Linked DNA regions of Homo sapiens: region 2 is linked to region 1. Evidence: read pairs that join two places in POLR2A ChIA-PET (ENCODE). Cell type or tissue: endothelial cell of umbilical vein. All regions are shown on one strand. Each heading gives the region's core, and the rest is flanking DNA. Links, peaks and the distances in the headings are about the cores only. Region 1 has its middle 170 kb from the start of BTBD3-AS1. Region 2 has its middle 25 kb from the start of BTBD3-AS1.

The links. ChIA-PET counts read pairs that join two places held together with the same protein. Peaks named below come from ENCODE experiments on the same cell type or tissue, not always from the same donor. Only the 100,000 strongest peaks of a DNase experiment are listed, where the experiment ranks them.
Region 2: POLR2A ChIA-PET joins it to region 1 with 8 read pairs; 2 of 35 experiments call an interaction of 5 or more read pairs at or near these places.

Annotation. Positions count from the first base shown.
Region 1 is chr20:12,088,607-12,093,991 of GRCh38, reverse strand. No RefSeq gene overlaps it. Among named protein-coding and RNA genes, the nearest start is that of BTBD3-AS1, 170 kb to the right of the region's middle. In endothelial cell of umbilical vein, for the core only: no CTCF peak of the experiment used is centred there; a DNase peak (open chromatin) is centred at 2,831.
Region 2 is chr20:11,940,644-11,946,028 of GRCh38, reverse strand. No RefSeq gene overlaps it. Among named protein-coding and RNA genes, the nearest start is that of BTBD3-AS1, 25 kb to the right of the region's middle. In endothelial cell of umbilical vein, for the core only: no CTCF peak of the experiment used is centred there; no DNase peak of the experiment used is centred there.

The DNA of each region.
Region 1 (5,385 bases), core at 109-5,108:
TCATACAAAATCCATCAGGGTCCAGGTGTGGTGACTTATGCCTGTAATCCCAGCACTTTGGGAGGCTGAGGCAGGTGGATCACCTGACGTCAGGATTCAAGACCAGCCTGACCAATATGGTGAAACCTCATCTCTACTAAAAATACAAAAATTAGCCGGGCATGGTGGGAGGCACCTGTAGTCCCAGCTACTAAGGAGGCTGAGGCAGGGGAATAGCTTCAACCAGGGAGGCAGAGGTTGCAGTGAGCCGAGACTGTGCCACTGCACTCCAGCCTGGGCAACAGAGTGAGTCTCCATCTCAAAAAAAAAAAAAAAAAAAAAAACACACAGAAAGAAAACCTGCCAGGCATGTAATGTGCCTTGTCCTGGCATTCTTGAGTGGTGACAGAGTCATGGGAAGAAACACAGATGTTGATGGGCTGTGGTCCTGGATTTTCCACAATGTGATTGTTTAACCCTAGACAAAGTCGCAGCTCTGGGCTTCGGTGCCTCATTTATAAAATGGGGAAATGGGGACTGTGGCGATCTCAGGGAACTTTTCCTAATCTAAAATAATATACTACACGTACGCATGTGTATGAATGAGGTATTAATACATATTCACATACGCTACAAGGCTCTAGAAAGATAGCAATGTTATAACCTATAGAGCTGTTGGTGAAGACTTTTCTAGGAAGTGGTTTTTGCTTGATTACTGCTATGAAAGAAATGCAGAACTGGTTAAGGACAAAGGCAATGATCAGAGGTCAGGAGTTAGAAGGGTTGTGGTGCAATTGTGGTGGTTCCACCTTAGAGCTGAGTATGACTGAAAGGCGGACAACTCAATTAATGAAGGAAGAGGACGAGGACCCAAGTGAGAACACACTTTAAAAATGTCTGTTTTCTACATTTTTCTACAAGTAGAATCTGGGAGAAATCATAAGAAAAAAGGCCGATCACAATGTTAATGAGTCCCTGCGCTTGAACTACTAATTCTGGCTGCTCCATAGCTAGAAAGCATCTTTTTATTTTTTAACTATCATTTTTTTAAAAAATTAGCTAGATATGTTTTTAACTGACATATAGTAATTGTACCTATTTATGAGGTACATAGTGATGTTTACATACATGTAAGATCCAGTGATCAGATCAGGGTAATTAGCATATCTATCCATCATATCAAACATTTATCATATCTTTGTGACAGGAACATTCAATATCCTCCTTTAAGCTATTTTGAAAATATATATTATTGTTAACTATAATCATCCTAAAATGGTATAAACACTGAAACTTAACCCTCCTATCTAGCTGTAATTTTGTATCATTTAACAAATCTCTCCCAATCTCTCTCTCCCATCCACTTCTCCTTGCCCTTTCTTTCCCAGTCTCTAGTATCTTTTAAAGCTGAAAAAGGGGAAAAACTGAGAAGAAGTAAAAAGAAACTCAACCTTATACTATGCAGAGGATATAACTCTTCATATAACAGATGCTTAGAAAGTATTATTTAACATTACCTTAACAACCATTACAGTTATAAAATAGATATATATAATTAGCTGTACAATATCAGTGACAGAGTCTGGTCAATAGTCAGTTGCAGATTTCCAATTCTTTGACATGGAGAAAATAAATTTCAAAGGGATGCAGTGAGGTTATAGAGCAGAAAAATAGTTGGCACAGGAAGCAACATAGCATATAATGCTTTAGCATTGAGCAGATGGGTTTGAGCCTCAGCTCCCATCCCTTGCTAGCCGTGTGACCTCAGACAAGTTATCCAACTTCAAATCTGGTTTCCTCAAATGTAAGATGAGACATTGCCCATACTTCACGTAATTGTAAAAAGATAAGCACTATTTCCTGTTTTATAATATATGTGCCCAATCAAGATCAATTCTTTTTGTCCACATTTTCCAGCCAAACTTTCTGGAATACATGTATCAACAAGCACCCCATCTGGCATTTACTGAGCTTCTTCTCCCTTCTTCTGCCTTTTCTCTTCTTATCCTATGGCTGGCTCTGTCCTCACTACTCACCTGGTGACCCCCAACTCCTTGAGAAACTACCAATTTTGCTAAGTTGTCTTTTTAAGTTTATTATCTGCACTTTTCCTTAGAGCATATTCTGGCATTCACTCCTCGCTGAACACATGGTGGTCACTCAACACTGCCACTCTGCAGTCTCAGGGACTCAGCCAGGCATACCCACGTTGGAGAGGGGTGCCTGGCATCTATTTCCCAGCCCCTCCATTTACTTCACTTCAAGTGAAAATCATAATATAGGTCTTTTTTCTTGTGCTTCTTGCAAGTTTCTTTGTATAATTTCAACTTGGATTAAAACACAGACACACACATCTTTATATCCCCAGGCATTTTGTGTCCTTATCTAAAATTAGTGCAGTTGCTGCTATGCTATTTTAGGAAATACAGGCTATCCCTCACTCTTTACATCCACTAGCTTAGCCAGCTGAGTAGCCCTGTGCAGCATGGGGTATACGGATATGGTACCAAATCCTGAAACCACCAAGATGCTCCTTCTGTTCCAGTTGACCAACATAGCAAATGTGTGATTGGGTGGGTGCAAGAGCCAGTAGAAAAGACAAACATGACGTGGATGTGAAGATATAGATGAGACATTAAGAAGAGGGCGTCTTAGGTCTGGTTCCTTAAAAGCAGAGCCTGAGATGGGGATGCTTGGCAAGTAATGGAGTGCTCTCAGGAGGGACTGCTGTGGAGGGAGAAAAGCAGAATAGGACAAATCTAGGCTCATCCTGGTCCCACAGGAAGTTTTAAAGTGTGAATGGCACCAGGATCAGTCTGTCATTGTTTGAAAGCTGCCTCAAGAAAAGGGCACAACCTGTAGACATTTGCAGCAGCTCCCGGAAGCCTAAGGCAATTGCCTTAGAGAAGGAGGAAGCTGTGAGTCAACACCCAACACACAGCAGCTTGGAGGAGACAGGGCTCCATCCTGGTTAAGGGGATTTGTACAGGATACCACTCCTGGTATGAAAAATAACAGGCACATTAGAGAAATAAAAAAAAAAGCTATAGAATGCTTAGAATTCAGGGATTATATCTTATACATTTGTTCAACTTTCCACCAATAATATTGATTCTTAGGTGAAACAGGTGCTCAATAAATGATTAAACTAAATAGAAACTTTCGCGATATAAAGTGAGCTGGAGAAAAAATGGTTGTTAATTTAAAAACGGGATCATCTGAGTTAATACTACATGGAGATTTTGACTTCCACAGCAATGGAAAAGTATACTTTGTCAACTGGTAGAATTCTGTCTTGTTTCACCTTCTTTATCCACCAGCAGTAGGTATACTATGTGGTAAGAAAGAAAGGTTTTGGACTTGGTATAAAAAAGAAGAGAGCTATAATCTCATCTTGGTTACCTACTAGTTTTATCTCTGTGGATTAGACTCAAATGAACAGAGTCTCAGTTAATTCAACTTAAAAATAAATATTGTAATAACTGTGCCACCTAACTCATCGTGTTCTTGTAAGGTTCAAGTGAGCTAATGCAGCACTGGAATACCTGTATCTCTCTCTCTCTGGTTTTTTTTTTTTTTTTTTTTTTTTTGAGATGTAGTTTCACTCTCATCGCCTAGGCTGGTGTGCAGTGGTGCGATCTCGGCTCACTGCAACCTCTGCCTCCTAGGTTCAAGCGATTCTCCTGTCTCAGCCTCCTGAGTAGCCGGGACTACAGGCACATGCCTCCACGCCCAGCTAATTTTTGTATTTTTAGTAGAGATGGGGTTTCACCATGTTGGTCAGGATGGTCTCCAACTCCTGACCTCAAGTGATCTGCCAGCTTCGGCCTCCCAAAGTGGTGGGGTTACAGGCTTAAGCCACCACACCCACCCAATACCTGTTTCTTTTTAACACACATGGCAGACCCCCAAGTCCTAGGGTTAGGGGAAGGAGTGACTGTATTGACGTGGTAAGAAAGCTATATAAGGCATGGGATCAGCTGGCCTCATGGGTTGGCACAAGCTACTTACAAACCATAAGGATTCCCTTTCATCATTTCTGATTCCTCTTCCCATGTCAGCTTCATTCTCATGGACTTTACTGCTTTTCTTATGAGACTGGAAACATGACAGAGAAGACCTTTGAAGTTCATTAACTGAGAGGGAAGAAGTGACTCTTGGTTCTCACTAAAAGAAAAAAAAAATGCTGACTGCAACTCTCTTTTTATTGCATGGATTATAGACCCTGGGAAATGGGGTCAGTGGGGCACAGTGTTTAGCAGCCACTCTATGACTTTCATCTGAAGTCAGGAAAAAATAATTTTCCAAAGGGAGGGCTGATCCCAGGAGAAAAGAAGATTTGGTGGGGGAGACAGAAGATGGATATCTACTGGAATACTAGACATGGTATCAGAAGATATGACCTCAAGTGTCTTTTTATGTATTGTGTCCTTGAGTATATATCAATGAATCTATCCAAACACCTTATTCATCTATAAAATGGGGGTACTAGTATATATATTATGAGGATTTCTAAAGATTGAAATGGATAATTTATGGGTGAAGATGCTTTGTAAAATGTACTGTGCTTTCAAAATTATAATAAGATGTCATTATGAATTGTGCGCTAAATACAGAGCACTTCTCAGGCATATATGCATTTTAGACTAGTTTTTTAAATGGTGGGAAAAAAACGAAAATGTTTAATGGCTGCCTTTTCAAAGCTTGCAGCCAAATCTACCACACCATAAAAACATTAAAAATATGCACTCTAAGGAAACAGCCTTGGCTGAAGGTGGCACTATCTTCAATTCGTTGCCTCTTCAGAACAGTAGTTCTCGGTAGGGAGTGACACGAGGTACTGTTTAGTGAGGTGTCAGTTCTGTAGAGTTTTCTCCTTTCTTTCTCAGAAATCGAAAGTGATCCCCACATAAAGCATTTGCAGCTGTATTGGGAAATGAGCTAGTCACGCCTCAGCAATTTATGGCCAATTTTCCATTAATAAGAGAGAATCGAGTGTGGTTCAATCACTTTACAATCCAAACACTCATTCTTAAGAATGGGGGAGAGACAGTACAATAGTTTCGTTCTGTTTCTGAAAGAGCATTAATTCAATATTGTGTATCTTTGAAGAAAAACATTTAGATGGCTCTAAGTGGTAGGAAGGTAAGTTTTACAGGAAAATATTTTGAAAGCCACGCATTAGAAATACCACTTGCCATGAATTAGAAACACCACCTGAAGTGCACAGGCAAGAGATGGGCCAGAGGGCCATGAGCACAGTCCAGGGAAGTGGAAGGGTTAGGAGGAAAAGAGACACAGAATGAGAAGTGGGAATGGTAGTTTCAGGGCATAAATCCAAGACAGGATCTCAGCTTAGAGTAGATTCCTATAGCAGGGGCCCAGAACCACAGGTAAATTGTAGGT
Region 2 (5,385 bases), core at 110-5,109, 150 kb after region 1:
TAGAACACAGAGGTCAGCAAAAACCTTAACTGGTGGGAATAGGGAGAAAACAAACTGAGATAGCAGTTTAGAAGATATAAGTTAAAAAAAGAAAAGTTTGAGGAACTGTCTACTGAAACATGTAATTTTTCCCATAACAGACAGTAAATTATAACTGAAAATTGTAAGTGACGCTTTCAGACTCTTGAATATTCCATAAGTATAGGACTAAAGTCACAGATATGAACTTCTGTTGAATAAGGTATTTCACTCTGTAATTTATGTGAAACTTTGACTTTCTTAAAAAGAACTGCCTCCTACATATCTTTCATTCTCTTCACTTTCATTGACATTCCAGCAGCCAAATTTCTTGGGGGAGGAGCCATTTTAAGGGGGAAGCAAAGCTATTGTTTTGTTGAATTGCAGTATTATTTATTTCTGTTTTCTATTGTTTAAAATTTTATGGTATGTGTTTTTCTTCTTCTTTTTTTTTTTTTTTTTTTTTTTTTGTTTTATTTCCATAGGTTTTTTGGGAACAGGTGGTGTCTGGTTACATAAGTAAGTTCTTTAATGGTAACTTGAGATTTTTGTGCACCCATCACCTGAGCAATATACACCACATCCAATTTGTAGTCTTTTGAGTTGCAATATTATTTAGATGTCTCTATGTTCCAAGGAGAAAACTCCAAACACACAGGCATAAGTAATACCAGAATTTACTAGATTAAGCATCTGCAAAGTCCAGGGCTTGATCCAGATGTCATGAGGGTTGTGACATTTTTCTTCTGTGATTATTTTGTTCTGTCCTTCCCTGTACATTTGCCTTGTTTTCAGGCTGTCTTCCCTCTTGGTATCAAGAAGGCAGTCAGCAGTTCTGAGGAATTCCATCCACTTCCTTGTTCATATCCAAAAGTGAGACAGAGTTAGTCCTGGTCTATGCATTTCACTCTGACTCTGATAAACTAATTGCAAAAATGGCTCCAACATTCCACCCCTCCCTGAAACCATGTCCTTTGCCATGTGAACTTGTGGTTCCTCTCACCATGAAGCAGGGTCTATTTTTCCACCTCTTGAATCTGGGATGCCCTCACGACTTGCTTTGGCCAATAGAATATGTTGGAAATGACAACATACTAGTTCGGAGCTTAGGCCTCAAGAGAATTGCACATTTCCGCTCTGTCTTAGAGTTTTTCCTTCACCATAAGCACAAGCCTTAGCTACCCTGATGTGGAATGAGAGACTACACGGAGCAGAGATAAGCCACCTCAGCTGGGCCTAACCCAGGCCAACCTGTAGACAGCCAACCTCAAAACACACGAGGGCCCAGCCTGGGAGAACAGAGCTACTTTCTGATCCGCAGCTGACCACAGATATCTAGGTAAGCCCAACTGAGATCAGAAGAACCACACAGCTGACTTACAGAGTCATGAGTTGTAACAAATGTTTATTGTTTAAAGCAACTGAGTTTTGGAGTGGTTTGTTACACAGCAATATCTAACCAATACATAGGTCCTTTAAGGCTGCTTTGATTGCATTATTTTTAAGTCACTGGCTCACTTCTAAACCAAATGCTTGGACCTAGTCCAATCAATGCCCACTTGAGCTGTAATGGGGAAGTGGAAGGAGAAACTTGAATGAATATCAAGAATTATTAAGAGGATGGGAGAAAACTGGGGATGGTGCAATCACTGTGGACAAATGGCCTGTCCACTACTATCACTTCATAAGAGTTCCTAGGTGAAGGATGATGGAATAATATGAGAATGACAGAGTAGCCACACTGGATTAAGTGACTCCTACCCAAAGCCAGCTTCACAGCACATTCAGATTAAATATCCTGTCTCAACAAAAGTACAAACTACCGACTACCCTGAAATTTCAGGTTGCTTGAAAATTCTTGAAACCACAAGGTCAAATCTACCGACATCAATGTTTTAAGTACTAACGGTTTCTCACATTCCATATAAAAAATATTGAGGCCAAATCCCACGCTTTCTAAGCTCAGAAAGCCTTCAAAAAAGAGAGCCGCCTGTACTAAGTAGGGCATGTTTTCCCATGAGGATCCAGCGTAGGCATTTAAGGCCCATAACTCACACATATTTTTTTTTTTCTGGATGCTCTCTGTAACAAGGGATTCCTCTTGCAATACATATCAATGTAATGAAACCACTTGGTAACTCTGCTTGGAAACACCATCGAGTGTTGTTTCAATATGTTTTTTAACATTTATGTTCCAATTTTCTTTAAAGCAACTGGGACAGGATTGAAAACATCCTAGAAAAAAAAGAAAAAGAAACAGAAAAAGAAAGTATGTGCATTAGAAGTGTGCTAACCTAACAGGTATAAATAGTGTAAAAGAATCATCCAGGCTGGGTGTGGTGGCTCACGTCTGTAATTCCAGCACTTTGGGAGGCTGAGGCGGGAGGATCACAAGGTCAGGAGATCGAGACCATCCTAGCCAACATGGTGAAACCCCATCTCTACTAAAAGTACAAAAATTAGCTGGGCGTGATGGCACGTGCCTATAATCCCAGTTACTCAGGAGGCTGAGGCAGGAGAATTGCTTGAACTAGGGAGTCAGAGGTTGCTGTGAGCTGAGATCATGCCACTGCACTTCAGCCTGGCAATACAGTGAGACTCCGTCAAAAAAAAAAAAAAAAAAAAAAGAAGAAGAAGAAGAATCATCCAATACAAAATAGTAATAGAAGCTGGACTTCAAAGGGCAAATAGCTACCATTAAGAGAAAGGAAACAGCATTACCTTCCAATGGGGAAGAGATGCTTCTTGCAGCAAACATCTCATGCATTGCATTTCCTTTTTTGAATCTCCCTTCTGATCTTGGAAGAAAAAGCACTACAGAATGTGCGTGCTGGGAGAAGTGATCTGCAGTCCTGAAACAATTTAATAGCATTTTAAAAATAGTATTTGTAAGTAGTCAGGTTTTATTACTAGACAGCATATCAAAGCTTAGGGGAAGCCTCTGGTAACTGATAAAAGAAGGCAACTCCAAGGAATTTTCCCATCAAAACTGACCAGACAGATTGGACAAGATTTAACATCAAATACTATGTATAAATTTAAGGACTCATCCATAAAAACTAAGGAAAACTGGATTATATTAAACAGCTGTGAAAAACAGGAACACGTGAATAAAGGTTTTGGTATCTTAACATTTTCCTATAATTTCACATTTATTTAAGGAGATCTTAGTACGCTGTTGGTACATTCATAGTATTTATGGCCCCAGTTGACCAAATCTGCCTATATCCATGCACTTAAGTATCACGCTACCAGGCAACTCTGCTTGACCATGCGATTCCCTTTGGCCAATGAGGCAGAAGCAAATTTGACAAAAGAAGAGGCTTGAAAAGTGCTTGTTTGTTTTCTCCTTCTTTCCTGGGTTCCTGTCACCATGATGTTTGCAAGCTCAGGCTAGCTTGTTGTAGCCACATGGAGCAGAATGAAATCATCCCGCCCTAGAATGGGTGCATCCATAGAATCTGTGAGAAGGCAAATCCTTAAAATCTTTAAAGGGCCTTTTTTCTGACCTCATTTCTGGTATCAAAATCTGTAATAGTTATTTCTTGCTGCATAATAAATTGCCCTAAAATGTAAGGGCTTAGAAAATAACAAACATTCAGAAATCTGGGTGGATCTTAGCAGGGTGGTTCTGCTTTGGGGTCTCTCAGGAAGTCGAAGTCAAGATGTTGGCTGAAGCTGCAGTCAGCTGAAGGCTGCCTGGGGCTGAGTATCTACTTCCAGGAGAGCTTGCTTTCAGGACTGACATTAGGAGACCTCAGGTCCTTGCTGGCTGTTAGCAGAGGCCTCCATTCCATACCACTTGGATCTCTCTATAGGATGGCTTGTGCATCGAGTGGCTTCACAACATGACCACTGGCTCCCCATAGAGCAAGTTATCCAACAAAGCAACTCAGAAGCTATAATGTCTTTTATGACCTAGTCACTAAAGTCACACACCACTATTTGTGCAATATTTTATTGGTTTCATAGGTCAGTCCATTCAGTGTGCAGGAAATCATACTGGTTTGAATACCAGAACATGAAAATTACTGGAGGCCATCGTAGGGGCTGCTTGATGATTTTGTAAATTTAGACTTTCAAGGATAGTGCTCCAAGAGCTGTATGTTTCCTTCTTGATAACACTCTTGCATTACCTGAATATCTCTTAGGCCTTACCAGCATGCAGCTCCCAGAGGATGCTACTTCAACAGTTTGTTCTAAAGTCCACGGACTCATTGGCTACCACAGCCAAATGGCAGGATTCAGCTCACGCCTGTCCTGTATCTCTCTAGCAGGCACCAGGGTTGGCAGGGGTTGGTCTTACCTTGTCTCACACTCAGTTCTTTCTAACTTCTGCTTTATTACAGTTGCCTCTCTTCCCTCATTGGTTCATACAACTATATCTACACAAACCTATCCTGGTCACTTATTCTCTCTGACGTCACTGATGTTGCTGCCACCGCCATCTGAACTCCCATCCCCAGATGCCCTAGGTACCCTTGTGTTGAAGAGGCTTATACTGGGTCATGCTTTCAGAACCACAGGCCCCTCCTTGAGCTCTGGTGCCCACCTCTCAGGCTGAAAGGAGCTCTCTTTCTCTTCACATGCATGTATGCCTGTGTGCCTGTATACATTCTTGTGTGTAGAGAAAGCTGCTTGGTTCCTGAGTGAAACGTATTTCCCTATTTTAGTCTACCTCTCTCTCTTTACTACGGTACAGGAGAACTCCACCAGTTGGAGCTCTGAGACTAAATCTAAGACTTCTGCTGTCCTCTTCCAGCCCAGCTACTGATTATGACCAATAACCTTCCTTATTTATCATGATTTTCCCTCTCTTGACCCCATGACATTTTCTGCAATCTACCTTCCACTGCCCCATCTTTCAAGTCTATCAGATGTGTCTTTCTATGTCTGAACTTTGTGTTCATAAATTCTTATTCTCTTTCTGGTGCAAGTAAATTTACCTATTTGATAAACAGATATTAATAATACTGAACATCTTCATTATAATCTTTCATAAAAGCAACTATTTAAAGACAACTTAGTTTGGGGGTGATTTGTTACATAGCAATAACTAACTCATATACAGCTCTTCTAAGAGCATATTTACATGCTGATTTTTTATTTTATTGTCCTTTTTAGTGTTCAATTATTTCATGTTTATGGGACGTTTTGTTTAAAGACTTATTTTAAATGGGAGAGTCTCCTCCAACACACACCTCCTTCCTTTTGTGCATACCTCCAGCTGCCTGTGTTTCTGCAGAACAATCCAGAACTACATCTCAGATGGTGGTGCAGAGCTGGGGGTGGCTTGGCTCAGCTCTTTGTCTCAAGGCTATGTCTGTGCTATTCAACTCCCCATATCTGCAATTGCCAGGAGCTATA